2 separate regions of the Homo sapiens genome follow, and region 1 is linked to region 2. A link is an interaction called in ENCODE POLR2A ChIA-PET data of the cell type or tissue named here. Cell type or tissue: PC-3. All regions are shown on one strand. Each heading gives the region's core, and the rest is flanking DNA. Links, peaks and the distances in the headings are about the cores only. Region 1 has its middle 1.2 Mb from the start of LINC00971. Region 2 overlaps LINC00971 (long intergenic non-protein coding RNA 971).

Region 1 (9,505 bases), core at 878-8,877, 1.2 Mb before region 2:
TGAAACATTGTTGAACAAAATTAAAGAAAATTTAGGTAAATGGAAAGTCATATTGACTTAATGAAGTTGAAAACAGTACTGTTTAGATGGTGATATATCATCCCCTTACTTAAAACCAAATGTATTCTCATATCATACATAAAAGCATGAAAATATAAGAACAAATATTTCTTAGCTTTGCTAATCGCACAATTATTGGAGAAATCTAATTTGTCCAATGATTTATATTAACTAGTAATAGGATCGCAAGGCTTTCCCCATATAGGTAAACTCAAATTCAAAGACTTGAATTTTCGCATCAACGTTCATCAGGGATATTGGCCTGAAGTTTTGTTTTCTAGTTATGTCACTGCCAGGTTTTGGTATTCAAGATGATACTGGCCTCACAAAATGAGCTAAGTATAAGTCTCTTCTTTTCAATTCTTTGGAATAGTTTCAGAAAAATGGTACTAATTCCTCTTTGTACCTCTGGTAAAATGTTGTTGTAAATCTGTCTGGTCCTGGGCTTTTCTTTGGTTGGTGGGCCATTTATTACTGCCACAATTTCAGGACTTGTTATTGGTCTATTCAGGGATTCAACTTCTTCCTGGTTTAGTCTTGGGAGGGTGTATGCATCCAGGAATTTATCCATTTCTTCTAGATTTTCTAGTTTATTTGTGTAGAGGTGTTTATAGTATTCTCTTATGGTTATTTATATTTCTGTGGGGTCAGTAGTGATATTCCCTTTATCATTTTTTATTGTGTCTATTTGATTCTTCTCTTTTCTTCTTTATTAGTCTAGGTAGTGGTCTATTTATTTTTTTATTTTTTATTTTTTTTCAAAAAACCAGCTCATGGATTCATTGATTTTTTTTGAAGGCTTTTTCATGTCTCCATCTCCTTCAGTTCTGCCCTCATCTGTGTTATTTCTTGTCTTCCGCTAGCTTTTGGATTTGTTTGCTCTCGCTTCTCCTGTTCTTTTTGTTGCAATGTTAGCGTGTCAATTTGAGATTTTTCTAGCTTTCTTATGTGGGTATTCAGTGCTATAAATTTTCCTCTTAACACTGCTTTAGCTGTCTCCCAGAGATTCTGGTACCTTGTCTCTTTGTTCTCATTGGTTTCAAAGAACTTCTTGGTTTCTGCCTTAATTTCATTATTTACCCAGGAGTCATTTACAAGCAAGTTATTCAATTTCCTTGTAACTGTGTGGTTTTAAGTGAGTTTCTTAAACTTGAGTTCTATTTTGATTGCACTGTGGTTTGAGAGACTGTTTGTTATGATTTTGGTTCTTTTATACTTCTTGAGGATTGTATTACTTCTAATTATGTGAATAATTTTAGAGTAACTGCCATATGTCACTGAGAAGGCAGTATATGTTGTTGTTTTGGGGCAGCATATGTTGTTGTGTTCTGTATATATCTCAGTTCCACTAGATCCAGAGCTGAGTTCAAGTCCTGAATATCCGTGTTAATTTTCTGTCTTGACAATTTGTCTAATATTGACAGTGGGATGTTAAAATCTCCCTCTATTATTGTGTGGGAGTCTAACTGTCTTTGTAGGTCTCGAATCTGGTGCTTCAGTATTGGGTGCATATATATTTAGGAGTGTTAGCTCTTCTTGCTGAATTCATCCCTTTACCATTATGGATTGCCTTTCTTTGTCTTTCTTGATCTTTGTTGGTTTAAAGTCTGTTTTGCCAGAAAGTAGGATTGCAAACTCTGCTTTTTTCTGCTTTCCATTTGCTTGGTAGATCTTCCTCCATCCCTTTATTTTGAGCTTATGTGTGTCTTTGCATGCAAGATGGGTTTCTTGAATATAGCACACCAATGGGCCCTGACTCTTTATCCAACTTGCCACTCTGTGTTTTTTAATTAGGGCATTCAGCCCATTTACATTTAAGGTTATGTGTGTATTTTATCCTGAAATCATGCTATCTGGTTATTTTGCACACTAGTTGATGCAGTTTCTTCATAGTGTCGTTGGTCTTTGTACTTCAGTGTGTTTTTGCCATGGTTAGTACCAGTTTTTTCTTTCCATATTTAGTGTTTTCTTCTGATCTGTTGCAAGGCAGCACTGGTGGTGACAGATTCCCTCAGCATTTGCTTGTCTGAAAAGGATTTTATATCTCCTCTCCTTATGAAGCTTAGTTTGTCTGGATATGCAGTGCTTGGTTGGAAATTCTTTTCTTTAAGAATGCTGAATATTGGCCCCCACTCTCTTCTGGCTTGTAAGGTTTCTGCTGAGAGGTCCACTGTTAGTCTGAATAGCTTCCCTTTGTAGGTAACCTGGCCTTTCTCTCTGGCTGATCTTAACATTTTTTTTCCTTCATGTCGACCTTAGAGAAGCTGATGATTACGTGTCTTTGGGTTGATCTTCTTGTGGAGCACCTTACTAGGGTTATCTAGATTTCCTGAATTTGAATGTTGTTCTGTCTTTCTAGCTTGAGGAACTTCTCCTGGATGATAGCCTGAAGTCTGTATTCCAACTTGATTTTACTCTCCCTATCTTTTTCAGGTACTCCGATCAGTCGTAAATTCAGTCTTTTTACATAGTCCCATAGTTCTTGGAGATTTTGTTTGATCCTTTTAATTCTTTTTTCTCTAATCTTGTTTGCCTATCTTATTTCAGCAAGACTGTCTTCCAGTTCTAATATTCATTCTTCTGCTTTATTGATTCACCTATTGACACTAGTGTTTGCATCACAAAGTTGTCATGCTGTGTTTTTCAGCTCCATCATGTCATTTATGTTCCTCTCTAAGCCAGTTATTTCTAGTTAGCAGCTCCTGTAACCTTTTATCATGGTTCTTAGCTTGTTTGCATTGGGTTAGAACATGCTCCTTTATCTTAGAAAAGTTTGTTATTACCCATCTTCTGAAGCCTACTTCTGTCAATTTGTCTCTCTCATCCTCCTTTCAGTTCTGTACCCTTGCTGGAGAGGTGGTGTGATCATTTGAAAGGGAAGAGGCACTCTGGCCTTTTGTGGTTTGAGCATTTTTTTCATTGATTCTTTCTCAAGTTCATGAGTTTGTCTTGTTTCAATCTTTGAAGCTGCTGACCTTTGGATAGGGTTTTTCTAGGGACTTTGTTGTTGCTGTTGTTGTTGCTTTCTGTTTGTTTATTTGTTTGTTTTTCAACAGTCAGATCCATCTTCTCTAAGCCTGCTGCAGTTTGCTGGGGGTTCCCTTCAGGCTCTATTCATCTGTGTCCCTCCTGCACCTGGGGACGTCCCCTGAGGAGGCTGAAGAACAGCAAAGATGGGTGCCTCCTTCATCCTCTGGGATCTCTGTCCTCCAGGGGCATTGACCCAATGGCAGTAGGAACTCTCCTGTATAAGGTGTCTGGTGACCCCTGATAGGGCGTCTCACTCATTCCGGGGGCATGGGATCCAGGACCTGCTTTAGAAAGCACTGTGGCTGTCCCTGGGTGAAGGGGGTGTGCTGCACTGGGGGAAACCTGCTCATCTGTGCTGCCTGGATTCCTCAGTGCTAGCAAGGGGAAAGACTAAGTCTGCTGGTCCGTGATCATGGCCACCCCTCTCCGTAGGGGCTCAGGCCGAGGGAGATAAGAATTCTGTCCCTACTCCCCTGGCTGGACTTGCTGGAGCTCCTGCAGGGAGGACTCATCCAGTGAGGAAGGTTGGGTTAGGGTCCGGCCTGACGAGGAAGTCTGACCACAGTCCGCCACAGCCGGTGTGCTACGTTGTGTGGAATACCTCTTGGGATTAAGCTGTCCAGTCTCTTCAGCACCAGCAGGGAATAAAACAGCCACCTGGAGCTGTAGTGATGGGTGCTGCCCTTCTCTCCCAAGAGTTCAGTATCTTAGGCAGCTAGCAGCCACTGTGATGGCTGTCATCCCTCCCGCAAGATGCTCAGTTTTCTTATGCAGCTGGCAGTAGCAGTAATGATGGCTGCCCCTCCTGGACAATTGGTAGCCTTAGACAGAATTGTAGCCTTAGACAGAATCCAGCCAAGTGGCTGTTGAGAATCTGTGTGGCTCTGGGGTGGGGATTAAAGGCCCTGGTTGTATGGGCTCATGAGTGGGATCTCCTGATTTGTGGGCTGCATAGATCCATGGAAAAAGCACTTTTTCCCAGTCTCAGTAGCACGCTCACTCACCACCTCCCTTGGCTGGGGATGGGAGCTCCCCTTGCCCCATGTGGCTCTCAGGTGGACTGACATACCACCCTGCTTTTTCTTGTTTTTCGTGGGTCACACTAACTGCCTAGTCAGTCCTTATGATAAAACCTGGATACCTCAGTTGCCGGTGCAGGATTTGCATGCTGTTTTGGTTCTTCTCAGTGCAAGCCTCCAACCACAGCAGCTTCTAGTCTGCCATCTTGGTCCCACCTCTAAAATATTTTTGATTATGGCATAAATCTGTGTTAGTTCATTCTCAAGCTGCTAATAAAGACATACCTGAGACTGGATAATTTATAAAGGAAAGAGGTTTAACTGACTCACACTTTAGCATGGCTAGGGAGGCCTCAGGACACGTACAATCTTGGTGAAGGCGAAGCAAACACATGTCCTTCCTCGCATGATGGCAGGAAGGAGAAGAATAAAAGACATGGGGAAAGCCCGTTATAAAACCTTCAGCTCTTCTGAGAACTTACTCACTATCACAAGAATAGCATAAGGGAAATCACCGCATGATTCAATTACCTCCCATCTGGTCCCTCCCATGACACTTCGGGATTATGGGAGCTACAATTCAAGGTGAGATTTGAGTGGAGATACACCCAAACCATATCAAAATTTAATCTTGTCGTGAGGCTTTTTTATATATCACATTTTATCTAATATATTTTCATCAATGAAACTGGCATATTATTCTCTTTTCTCAAAATATACTTGCCAAGTTTTTATATCAAGTTAGCTCTGGAATCATAAATCGAGGAGAGTTTTATATTTTCCACTTCTTTGGATATATTTGCATGACATTAACAATAATTAATTCTTACTTCATTGTACAATTTATCAGTAAAGCCATCTGGGACTGATATTTTCTTCAAGGAATATTTTTATTAAATATTTAATTTTATAATAAACAGGCTTATTATATTTTGTTCCAATCTTATTTTTTAATAATATGTTTATTTAATCTAAATTTTCAAAGATATTGGCTCAATTTTTCTCTAATATTGTTTTTCTGTCTTTTCACTATCAGGAAGATATGTAGTAACACCTTTTTTTTTTTCTTGATATTACTCAATGCTTGCTCTTTTCAATTGCCAATCTCATTAATGTTATTAGTTTTTTGAATATACCAACTTTTGGCCTTTTTATTCTATTTTATTGTTATATTCCCTTTTATTAATATCTGACCTTGTTTTTATTATTTCTTTTATTCTATTATTCTATTACATTATTCCACTATTCTTTTCTGTGGTTAATTTTGCTCTTTATTACTACCTTCTGGGAAGGATGATTGCTTCAATTATTTTTAGCCTATTTTTGCAATCTGTGAATTTAAGGCTATACATTTTCCTACAAGAATATCTTTAGAAGATACAATAAGCCATATTTTTTAATGCAACTATTATCAGGTCAGGATATTTTTTAATTCTCATCACTGTTTCTTCACTGTACATGAGCTTTGTGGCCTTGTCCTTTTCATCATCTTTTGAAAACTCTCACCATTATCTCCTTGGGTATTTTTACCTTCTCTTCTTTCTTTAACTCCATATACACTTGATCTCTAAGTCTCTTTTCAATATTACCTATATTTATTCTGTTCTTTTTTGTATTTTCATTATTCTGTGATTTTGAAATTTGTATGATTATTTTCTTGTAATATTTTCAAGTTTACTACATTCTCCTCGGTGAACTCTAATTAGCTGTCAAACACCTTCATTCAAGTTTTAATTTTTCTGTTGTAGAATTTTGGTTTGCTCTTTAGGAGCTTCCAGTCCTCTATGAGCTTTTTCAGTATTTTATAGTCTTACACATATTAATAATATCTACTGAAGCTTCTGCCTCGTGAGCCTGTTTTCTTGCTCTATAAATTTCTTTTATCTGTGGTTTCTCTTTGTTTTAAATGCATATGGTCCTTTTTTGGGGGGGGGCAGGGTTGATTAATTTTCATATATGTACAAAAATTAAAGAAAAAAACCCTGAGGTCTGGATAATATTTTTATTTGAGAATTTACATTTATATCTTAGAAGCTGCTTAAGTAACTGAAGCTTCATATCAGTCTCTCCATCAACTTTACTTTTGGTTTTCTTTGCCACTAAATTGTGGCCTCTCATGTTCCCTGCTCAAAGTACACAGTTTCATAATTTTTCTATATTTGCAGTCTAACTGTATTCCTCCTATTCCTACCAGACACTCAAAAGTTTCAACTAGATTCTTAACCTCTGATCAATTAGTTTATTTTTGAAATGAAAGATTCCCATACAAGAAAGACAGACTCAATGCTAGGCTCACCCTTATAAATTTATATGTTAGTCTCAAATCTTGTCATCTTTGCTGCTTTCTTAACTCTCAGATTCTTTGCATCAATATTTTAACAATCTTGGTCAGCTTTTCTGGTTGTTGTCAGTGGGAATTTTTTATTCAAATCAACAAATACACTAACCCTATATAGCAGAATCCCTGAATCACCCTATTTTAGCTAAATTACCGTTTTTTTTCAATCCAGGTGAGGCCACATATCTAAAGAGATGTATGAAGAAGGGATATGTGTAAATTCTCGCCCCTGTATTGAAGTAAGAATGTTCTTATCTTTTTTACTCTTTCCTCCTAAAATCTAGGCAGGGCAGTAACACAGCTTTGGCCATGCACATGGGGAAAGCACCCTTAACTGATACTGTGAAGAAACAACATAGAAGAAAACCGTGCCTTATTTGACCTTGTAGAATATAATCTGATTGCTCATCTCTAGACTACAATGTGGGTAGGTAATGCAATTGTATAGATTTACAATAGTACATGTTGAGATGTTCTCTTTACAACAGCTTGGTCTTTAATCAAATAAATACAACATCCAGATAGAATGCTGAGTAGGGGACTGAGTATCTTTCTGCAGTTCACAAAAGAGGTCTGCACTGGAGATAGAAATGCAAGAACCATCATATCTAGAGCTTATTTAATGCCATAATGCTGAACGATATAACAGATACTATATCATTCTTCTATATGTATCTACATACAGAAGAAAACCAGTCATTCATCCAGGGGACATATAAAAATTGAGTTGAGTACAAATAAACACAAAGGTTTGAGAAGAAAAGGCATTTGAGATTAAAGGAGACACAAGACTCAGGATATCTCAGTATCCAAAGGAAGAAGTTTAAAAAAGGGGGGTATGTCGACAGTATCAAATGTTGCTGAAACAACTGTATAAAAATAAATCATAAATTTCACGTGAGGATCATTAATTATATTGTTATGTGCTGTTTATTTTAACAAAATGGTAGCCTGCAAACCTGATGGGCATTGATTAATAAAAGTATAAGAATAAGGAAAATGGAGAAAGCTGTCAATATCATTATTTTGAAGAGTTTTAGTGCTAATGTGAGCAGAGGGACAAGACAGGTCTTGGAAGAGGAGGTGGTTTTAAAGAATATTTTCCATTAAATACAGCTGACATCATGTTCTATAAACTGATGTTCTAAAACTGATGGGGATAACACACACAAAAAGGGAAAAGTTGAGGAGTAGTCTTTGGTTAGATAGGAAAGGTTCATTGTTTTAATAGAAGGAAAATAAAGTTTATGAATAGCAGATGGAGGTATATTGTAGGCTTAATAATGAAGATATAGAAAAAATCTTTTATGATTGTTGTTACTCTTTTAGAAAATAAGAATAAAGGTAAATATTTGAGATAAAGCAGGGAGGAATAGATGTTGGAGGTTGGAGAAGAATGGGGAAAATATTAAAGAGTAAAATAGGCGATTAAAACAGCTGAGAAACTAAGGAATACACACAAGCTTCTAGGCTTTTAGACTACTTGAAATTATATGGGCAGGAACTTATAGTAAAACCAACATTTTCTATTTTTTCCCTAGATAGAATTTGAGAGGAATAATAGATTTAATCAGGTTAGGATTTTTGCCAGTTTAGTAGAATGTTTGGAGCAAGGGACAAAGAAGCTGTTGATAGACTCAATGTAATGATGGACAACAGAATCTAAGTCAGGATTTTTTTAAAAGCAGGGATTTGAGGAGAATCAGAAAGACTAAAAAGTGGCATATCCAAGATTGGACATCCTGATTGAGTCAAGAAATGATTGGATTCAGAGTCTTGGAACCAGATAAGGTAAACGAGAAAAATAAAAGACAATGGTTAGAAAGGATAATCTGCAACAGTGCATGCAAATGTCAAATGTAACATGAGATTCAACTTTCAATTTATTTTTAGTGATGTATACTTAGTATTTCCAACAGATTAATTGATGGCCTAGGTTTGGGGTGTTCTGATAAAGTTTTTATCTTCTGTTTTATTTCTTAAAGTATTTTAATTGACATATGAAAATGGTAAAACATATGACTTCTAAATAGATGACATCTTCACAGAGAAATCTTTTTCAATATTTATTTTTATATAAAGCAAAACTGGTTCAGTTTTTAAGCATAATTTTCATATATTTAACTCTGTAATTTTCATTCAGATTTTGTTCTTCCTTTCCTCTTTAGCAACTTCACAATTTATATTTCACATAGACAGGAAGTTCTTTTTCAACTCACTATGATTTTTCATGTAAATTAATCATATGAATTATTATTCTTATTATTATACAAAGGAATGATACCATTCCTTTGAATATAGCTATTTGTTCACTCTGGATTTTTTATGATCTGACTTTTGCAATCTTATGATCTTTGAATTTGTTCTTATGATAAGCTTGATAAAAATAATATACATTTATGATAATATATAAATAATGAAGTATGCTAATCAAGATGTCCATAGGCTTTTATTTCTTTATTTTATATTTATAAGAATAATAATGTGGAATTTCTGTCTCATAAAATGACTCAGCCTACTCCTGAAATATTATTATTCAGGCATTGTAAGACACTTTGTCACAGCATGCCTGCATTCATATATCATATTACATTTTATATGAAAATTGTAATCAAGCCATTGGTATTAAAGAGTTTCCCAAATTAGAAATGCAAAATATGCTTCAGATTATAAAACTCCTTCTTGAAAAGATTGGACCAGAGACAGGCTGTTCTCTTCAGTACCTTTCCTTACGCCTTTAAAGTTTAGATATCTAGCCAGTAATAACGTTCTGTGTCTTCTCAAAAGAGGCTCTTCAGTAACTTAATAGATTAGTGATGGGATTCAATGCTACCTGGTACTTTGCCTTTAATGCTATTCTTTCCATTTTACTTCATATCTCTGAAATTGCTTCCGACACCCATCAGCATGTCAATTAACTTTTCTATTTCTACTCTGTTTAGGTGTATTATTGAGTTTTATGTTCCCTTCTAATCATAAACAGCATAATTAGTACAAATTTCCCATTTTACATAATCTCTAAATTATAGCTGCAATTAAAATAAAAATGCTCATTTTT
Region 2 (9,505 bases), core at 1,062-9,061:
GAGGTGGACAAACATACCTAGAATATCCTTGACAAAAATAAATGGATCCCTATACCAATACAAATAGAAAAAAATAACTGGAAATAAAGGAAACATTCCTTACTACAGCTCATTTCTTTTGGGAATTTTTAATAACTGTTCAGTTAGCTATAGGCAACTAAAAGTGGCCAGTGATATACAGGAGAAATTTTCAAGTAATGTATGCTATAATGTGTGCTATAATGTTGTTTATTAAAAGTTTCTTATCTCATTATATTAATTTAAAAGACTTTAAACATGCTCTCAAGAAGTTGTACAAATATAATACCCACAAAAGAGTAAACAAAAACTCCAAAGAAATGGAAATTTATCCATTTTTTAAAATGCTGAATTTGAGTTGGTCAAAGGTAGCAATTGATGAGTACAGTGGTTTCTGTGTACAATAATAAATAGAGAGAGAAAGATATTTATTGTAAGGTGTTGGCTCACACAGTTACAAAGGCTGAGAAGTCCCATAATCTGCCATCTATACCAGAAAAGCCTATGGTATATTTAAAAGACTTGAGAGCCAGCAAGCTGATGGTGTAGATTTCAGTCTGATTCTGAAACCTAGAATCAGGAGCACTTAGGACAGGATATTGATCCCAGCTCAAGCAGTTAGGCAGAGAAAATTCAACCTTTTTGATTTACTTGGATCCTCATATAGATTGGGTTGTGCCCATTTATACTGGGGAGGACCACCTGCCTCACTCAGTACCAATTCAAATGCTAGTTTCCTCTGAAAATAGCCTCACAGACAACCAAGAAATAATGTCCAACCAGATATCTGGGAATCCCATGGCCCAGTCAAGTTGACACATAAAATCAGTCATCACAATTTTAAAAATGCAATTTATTTTGCATATTGATTTTGTGTGCTACTCTCTTGCTGAACTTATTTATTTATTTATTTATTTATTTATTTATTTATTTTTCTTTGAGATGGAGTCTCGCTCTGTTGCCCAGGCTAGAGTGCAGCAGCACCATCTTGGCTCACCACAACCTCTGCCTCCTGGGTTCAATTGATTCTCCTGCCTCAGCCTCCCCAGTAGCTGGGATTACAGGCACCCGCCACCATGCCCAGCTAATTTTTGCATTTTTAGTAGAGACAGGGTTTCAACACGTTGGCCAGGGTGGTCTTGAACACCTACCTCTGGTGATCCGGCTGCCTCGGCCTCTCAAAGTGCTGGGATTATAGGTGTGAGACACCGTGCCTGGCCTTATTTATTAATTCTAATAACTTTTAGTGAATTTCCTTGGTTTCTCTATATAAAATACCACATTATCTGCAAATAGTGATAGTTCTACTTCTTCCTTTCTAATCCAAATGCATTTTTTCATTACCTAATTGCCCTTCCCCTGGTTAGAACCTCCAGTACTGTTAAATGTTAACTAGTGAGAACAAAAATCCTTATCCTGCTCCCGCTCTTATAAAAAAAAAAAAAGACATCCAGCCTTCATCATTAAGTATGATGTTAGCTACAGATTTTTTGTATCTGCCTTTTTCCATGTTGAGAAAAGTCTCTTCTATGCTAAGTTTTTTCATGAAAGAGTATTTGATTTTATCAAGTACTTTTTCTACATTTGTTGAGAAAATCTTGTGGGTATTTTTTTTGTTTTTTAATCTGTTGATATGATATGTTACATTACTCGATTGCTAGATAAGCCAACCTTGCATTTCTCAGATAAATCCAACTTAGTCATTGTGAAAGGAAAACAAATCTCAAGACCCTAAAATCACTAAGCCAAAGGGACCTGCATCAGGCAAATCTGCCTCCCATTTTATTTCTAAATGAGACAGCTATAAAAATTAAAAAGCTACCATACCTCCTTCACAATTTGTGAAGAAGGAAATTCTTTGGGGGCCTCAAAAATCTTTGCCCTAAAACAGATCTGTTGAATTTCACCTTGGCAATGTAATTTGATAGATTATCTTCACAGGTGCAGGACAAAGGACAGAACTCAAAGTCATCCCTCTGCTCACCCAGACAAATAATATATGCCTGTTTGCTTCCTCTGTCCTCTTGTTTATTTAAGAATGCAGATTCACTAAGCCAGACTAAGGCATAAGTGACTATTCCTCTATCTTCCTCATATGTAAATTGTGTTTTCAGTGAAAGGGTAATCAGAAACTCAAAAGAATGCAACAATTTGTCTCTTATCTACCTATGAACTGGAAGTCCTACCCCTACCACTCTCCCCAACTTTGAGTCATGTTGTCTCGCCTTTCTGGACAGAACCAATGTACCTCTTACACATATTGATTAATGTCTCTTGTTTCCCTAAAATGTATAAAACCAAGCTGTGAGCCAACTACCGTTGGCACGTGTCCTTAGGACCTCCTGAGGCTGTGTCACAGGTTTGTCCTTAATCTTGGCAAAATAAACTTTCTAAATTGATTGAAATCTGTCTCAGATACTTTTGGATCACATCATGAAGTATAATTATTTCTGTTTGTTGCTGGATTTGATTTGCTATTATTTTGTTGAGGACTTTTGTATCCATATTTATAAGAAATATTGGTCTGAATGTTTTTTCTCTTGCAAAGTCTTTTTATGATTTTGGTATGTCTAGCCTCAAAAAAATGTGGCACATATACACAGTGGAATACTATGCAGCCATAAAAAATGAAGAGTTCATGTCCTTTGTACGGACATGGATGAAACTGGAAACCATCATTCTCAGCAAACTATCACAAGGACAAAAAACCAAACACCACATGTTCTCACTCATAGGTGGGAATTGAACAATGAGAACACATGGACACAGGAAGGGGAACATCACACTCTGGGGACTGTTTTGGGTTGGGGGGAGGGGGGAGGGATAGCATTAGGAGACATACCTAATGCTAAATGACGAGTTAATGGGTGCAGCACACCAACATGGCACATGTATACATATGTAACAAACCTGCACATTGTACACATGTACCCTAAAACTTAAAGTATAATAATAATAAAATAAAATAATAAAAGATTACAACTTTTTCCTCTCGTTCTATTATTTGAAAGATTTTTTGAAGAATTGGTGAATTCAGTCTGCTTAACATAGTTGGAATAATTTCACACTGAAGGATCTAGGCCTGGTCTTTTCTTTGTGGGTAATCCTTTTATTACTGATTCAAACACTTTATTTGTTATAGTTTTATTCATATTGTATTTTCTCAAGTCAGTTTTAGAGTTTGCATGTTCCCAGGAATGTGTGCAATCCATCTAAATTATCTAATTTTTCAACATATGCAATATTCATAATATTCGGATAAGGTCTGTAATAATGTCTCCCCCGCTTTTATTTCTCATGCCAGTACTTTAAGTGCTTTCTCTCATTTTGTTTGTTTGTTTGTTTTAGTCAATCCTGCGAGAAGTTTGTTATTTTAATTGACCATTTAAAAGAAACAACTTTGGTTTCATTGATTTTTTTGTTTGTTTTTCTATTATCTATTTCATTAACTTCTGCTCTAATATTTATTGTTTTCTTTGCTTTCAATTTAGTTTTCTCTTCTTTTTCTTGTGTAGTAAGATAGAAGTTTAGATTATTGATTTGAGATCTTTCTTTTTTCTGCATATAGTTAGTTGTAACTATCAATTTCCCTCTAAGTATTGCTGTAATTGCATTTGATACATTTTGATATGATGTGTCTTCAGTTTTATTTATATCAAAGTATTGTCTAATTTCTCTTTGATTTGGGAAATTTTCAGCCATTACTTTTTCAAATTTTTTTCTCTTCATTTTCTTCTCTTTCTGGTAGTGCTATTATGTGTGTTGTATTAGTCCATTTTCATGCTGCTCATAAAGACATACTCAAGATTAGATAATTTACAAAAGAAAAAGGTTTAACTGTACTCACAGTTCTACATGGCTGGGGAGGCCTCAAAATCACGGCAGAAGGCAAGGAGAAGCAAGTCACATTTTATGTGGATGGTGGCAGGCAAAGAGAATTTTTGCAGGGGAGCTCTTCTTTTTAAAACCACCAGATCTTGAGAGACTCATTCACTATCATGAGAATAGCGTGGGAAAGGCCCACCCCCATAATTCAATTACCTCCCACAGAGTTCCTCCCATGACACATGGGAATTGTGGGAGTTATAATTCAAGATGAGATATGGGTGAGGACACAGCCAAACCCTATTATGCATATTGGAGTATTTAAAGGATTCTCTGAGGCTCTGTTCATTTTCCTCCATTCTTTTTTCTCTCCATTCTTTGGATTACATAATTTCTACTGATTTATCTTCAATTTTGCTAATTCTTTCTTCACCGATTCCAATCATTTCTTCATCAACCCTAGTAAATATTTTATTTTAGTTATACTTTCAACTCCAGATTTTTTTCCAATAATTTTTCTCTATATTTTCTGAGGCAACGTAGTGATTACATCTTCCTTTGCTTCTTTAATCATTATTTCTTTTAGTTTTAGTTATTTGAAAATATTTATAATATCTAGATGTCTCTTCCTGTTAAATCCCACATCTGGTTGCTCTCATCAACAGCTTCTATTTCCTGCTTTTTCTAAGTGTATGATTATATTTTCTGGTTTTATTGCATGTCTCATAATTTTGTGTTGGAAAGTAGGCTTTTTAGATATTATATTGCACCAACACTTGGAATCCCCTCACCCCACTGAGAGGGTTGGCTTGTTATTGCTGCATGTTTGTCTATTTGTTTAGTGACTGGCTGAACTGGTCTATTATCTCTTCCCCCTTACCTCCCACCCCCACCCACCCCACTGCCTACCATGGCTATGTTTAACCTGGGATGATGCTCCTCAGGAAACTGCAGCTTAGTCACCTTGAAATGACCATTTTTTTGGCAGGGCTTTTTTTGCTGCTTTCCCTGACCACAACCAGCTGTGAAGCTCCAATAATTGCTGAGTGACTGTTCTATTGTTTTCAACAATTTTCTAAAGCCTAAATTGCTCTAGATATTAATTCAATCAAATTTACACTCCTTTGAAGGAACAACTCTTTAGGTCCACATTTGATATTCATGCTTTCCCCAGAAGGAATTCTCCCAGTAGGTTTTTCCCACTCTCTCTTGCAAACTGGTTGGGACAAATTTAGACCATACCTTCACCAAATCTGCTAATCACTTTTCAGTTGTACTCAACCTCAATGTCCACTGTTATTAAGCGTACCTATTGGCTTGGCCTTTACATCTTGCTGCAAATGAAGTCAGGACTTTGGGAAGAAATTAGGAGTTATCAGCTTTAGGTCCTGCTTCTTCCCCCAGGCAAAACCTTTGAGTCAGGGCTCTAGATCTGAGGGTGGGGACAATGCCACTCTTCAGTCTAAGTGATACCCATGCTTCAGGAACTGAGCACTCACTAGAGGCAGGCAGAAGCCTGAGGTCTTCTCTTTTTGCTTCTCCTGGCATAGAATCACCACTTTACAAGCAACGAAAAGCATGATCAGCGCCCTGTTGCAGCCGGATGGGTTCTTCTTGCCCACTGCACAGAATTACCCAATACGCAGAGACAGCAGGTGTTTGCAGTAAAGAAAGAGTTTAATAATTACAGATTCAGCTAAATGAGAACATGGGAGATAGTTCTCAATTCTGCCTTCCTAAGAATTCAGAAGTTAAAGTTTTTTTTTTAGGGATATTTTGACAGGCTAGGGAATGGGGAATGCTGACTGGTTGGGTCATAGGCAAAATCATAGGAGTGTCAAACCTGTCTTTGTGCGCTGAATCAGTTTCTGGGTGGGGTTCACAGGACCAGTTGAGTGAGTTCCTTGGTATGGGACACAAGTCTGGTTGGTGTCAGTTGGTTCATCAGAATGCAAGGTCTGAAAAATAACTTGAACATCAGTCTTAGGTGTTGCAATAGTGACCCTATCCATAGGAGTAATTTGGAGAAGTTTTCAATCTTGTAACCCCTAGTTAGGTGACTTTCTGAGCTGTAAGCAATTATGGAAAAGCAAACAAACAATGGCTGGTTATCACTGAACTTCTGCCTAAGTCTTAACAAAATTCAGGCCTTTACCACAATTCTAGCTTTGTAGGCTTTCATTAATGCTATATAGACAGTTTCAGTCCTAAAGCAAGGAAGGGACTAGTACTGAGAATAAACAATCTCATTATTATATTTGTTTTAAAATTAAGCTAGAAACCAAATTCCTCCCATAGTTAGCTTGGTCTACATACAGCAGTGAGCAACGTGGTCAACTTGTGAGTTTTGAAGAACAGTAAAGTGTTATGTTAAATTTCTCTCACTGTTATAATTTTGTCAAAAGCAGTTTCTGCCCCCATATTCTTAGTGATAATGTGCCAAAGACAGAGTGAGAGTTAGTTTTAGCAAAGGAGTCCCCACTTTTCAAGTGCACTTTCCCAAAACTCAGACTGAGCAGGCAGCTGGGGAAGGATGAGAAATTCTGACATCCTGCTCTTCCCAGGGAAAACAACAACAACAACAACAACAACAACAAAACCCTGTGATGGGGAGCAGGGTAGAAAGAAAGCACTGTGATCTCCAATGTAGTGGTTTGGGGTGGCATTATCAGCTGCAGGTGGGGATTGGGAAGAAGTAATTTTGTTTTAAATACCATTGACTCTGACTTTTCTTACCAAATTTTTGTTAATTTTCTTGACTGGATGTTTCTTCATTTATTGTATGCTCTTAAGATCATGTCCATGGCTTTAAATTGTTGTATCTTTTTAAAAAATATTTTTTATCAGTTTCACTAGGGAGAAGGTCCACAGAACGCCTCATATCAACATGCCAGAAGTTGGTCTGTATCTACTGTTTCTTAATATTATACACTTCCAGTCTTCAGCAAGCAGGTTAGTGTAGACATTATTTATTGTATCTAAAAGTCTAATCCTTTTCTCATTACCTTACCTTTGCTTATCCTGTCCTTTTACCCAATGTTTATATTTAGTCTTTTATAATTTTAGCGTCTACCTAGATCTTATCCATCTTTAAAATTGGGCCTCTTCCTCCAGCAAAGCTTCTATTGACAGCTCTAATGCGTGCTGGTTTTGATATTACTTTGTATATAATAATATAATTTTATTATTTAAAGCCCTATATAATTCACTAATTGTTGATATATGTACTTGTTACCTGAATTAAATTATAAGCCCTTTCCAGGTGAGAACATGATTTAAACTTCTCTTGAATTATACTATATGAAAGTATGTGGAAGTGAATGACTTTGTCAGACATCATTGAACTATGTGAATCAAGTCACCATAGCACTTCAGTTTTAGAATGTTAAACACGTGATTAATAACATGGATATTAATATCTACCTCTTTATATATGTGCTTTTATATACATATATGTCCAGATCCAGGAGAAACAAGGAAATATGGTGTTTTCTGGAAAATAGAATATGTCAAGAAGAGATTTGTTGAAAATAAATCAAACGGAGTGATTTAGGTATTTGAATTTTATGGCATGTTTAGGAATTGTATTAAACTTCTGTGGAAAAAAACAAGAAACATATCGATGCAGATAAACAGATATAAAGGTCTAGAAAAAAAATTTATTAAACTTGATTAAGTCATCTTAACAAATGAGGATCAGAGAGATACTTTTTCTCTAATTAGTTTAGTTTAGATATAATAGAAGGATGGAAATTACCTGGGTTTAAATGCATGTTTCTTTAAAAGATATTCTGTACAAATTATAATCAAGATATATATTTCGTGTAGTTTTTTGTTTGTTTGTTTGTTTTGAGATGGAGTCTCCCTCTGTCGCCCAGACAGGAGTGCAGTGGCACGATCTCGGCTCACTGCAGGCTCCACCTCCCGGGTTCACGCCATTCTCCTGCCTCAGCCTCCCAAGTAGCTGGGACTACAGGCGCCCACCACCACTCCCAGCTAATTTTTTATTTTTATTTTTTTTTTAGTAGAGACGGGTTTTCACCGTGTTAGCAGGATAGTCTCAATCTCCTGACCTCGTGATCCACCCCGCTTCGGCCTCCCAAAGTGCTAGGATTACAGGTGTAAGCCACCGCACCCGGCCAAATTTGGGTGTGTATGTGTGAGTGTGTGTCTGTGTGTGCATGTAGATTTATTTTACTTAACAATTCATCATTTTGCTGTTTCTTATAGTCATGGAGGAGAGATTTTCTTTCTAACATAATATAGGACCAGAAGCCATGAAAGTAAGTGTTAAATAAAGTTTATATTTTTTAAATTATATATATATAATTTATATATAATATATAACAATATTATAAATAAATATGATTTATAAACGTTAATGTTTTATATAAAATATATATTATCTATGGAATTTTTATATTATACATTTATTATATATAATATATGTAATGTTCTAAAAATTTATAGCATAAAAATGACTATAGAAGTCAAACATACGTGAAGATTTGCATAAAAAAGTGTTACAAATATGACAATGGAATGGTTTCCTTAATATACAAAGATTGTTTTTAATAAATACATAAGCAAGAAAATTAACCAATAGAGAAATGTCAAGACCATAATGGTAAATTTCATTAGGTTTTCACAATAATTTTTTTTTCTCTCCGCGTTTTTTTCCATGCCTTTATACGCCATTGAACTTGGTCTTGGCTATGTGATCTATTTTTTCAATCTAATTTAAAAGGATATATTGTCACAACTCCAAAGTCCCCATCTGAACAGACACTTTAGATGTTATTGTGTATCTTGACAGGTATCTTCTTGCTCTGCTCCCCAGTCATGAGAACTAGAAATTGTAGATAGTGACTATGCCTGTTACCTGTGTTTCAAAATGAGAAGATTTACAGAGCTAAGCCCAGCAAAGCCAGAGTAGACCATGTATTTATGTAACATGAGCAAGAAACAAATGTGTTTTGTCACAAAATACTGAGATATGGGATTGTTTGTTATCACAGTAAAAGCTGATTTATGTAATTTCAAACTCCAAGTTCAAAGAAAAATAAATACGAATAGCTAGTTAATAGAGGAAAATATGCTCAACTTCACTCACTTTACATAATTCAAATTAAAATACCAATGAGATATATATATTTTGAAACACTAACCAATTAAGCTAGGGTTTATAACCAATGTTGACAAAACTCTAGAAGAATTAAGCATTCACAAACATTTTTGTGGAAGTTTAAATTCGTTCAATCTTTTATTTTAAAAGTGTATACCATAAGAGCTAGCAATTCCATATTTGGGAATTCATCCACCCATAATTTCAAACATATACACGAAGATATATGTGAAGTGCTACTCATTACATAGTTCGTTTAATAAATACAAAAGAAGAATAATGAAAAAGGAAGAGAAGAAGGAAAGTTAAAGGAATAGGAGAATGGTTAAATATATTAGGCATTAACTATACTATGGAAAAAGATATAGCATATAATATGCTGTTAATTTTTAAAATCAAATTGCACAACAGTGTGACAATATAATCTCATTTATTTGTGAAACCTTGATACGTGCAAATAAATTATCTGAAAAGATGCTTAAGAAATTGTTTTAAAGTATTTACATTCAGGGAATGGTCTTATGACGCTGCTAGTGC

The links. Peaks named below come from ENCODE experiments on the same cell type or tissue, not always from the same donor. Only the 100,000 strongest peaks of a DNase experiment are listed, where the experiment ranks them.
Region 1: POLR2A ChIA-PET joins it to region 2 with 15 read pairs; 2 of 35 experiments call an interaction of 5 or more read pairs at or near these places.

What each region holds. Positions count from the first base shown.
Region 1 is chr3:83,646,286-83,655,790 of GRCh38, forward strand. No RefSeq gene overlaps it. Among named protein-coding and RNA genes, the nearest start is that of LINC00971, 1.2 Mb to the right of the region's middle. In PC-3, for the core only: no CTCF peak of the experiment used is centred there; no DNase peak of the experiment used is centred there.
Region 2 is chr3:84,816,306-84,825,810 of GRCh38, forward strand. All of the region lies in intron 8 of LINC00971 (long intergenic non-protein coding RNA 971), which reads right to left. Among named protein-coding and RNA genes, the nearest start is that of LINC00971, 49 kb to the right of the region's middle. In PC-3, for the core only: no CTCF peak of the experiment used is centred there; a DNase peak (open chromatin) is centred at 4,776.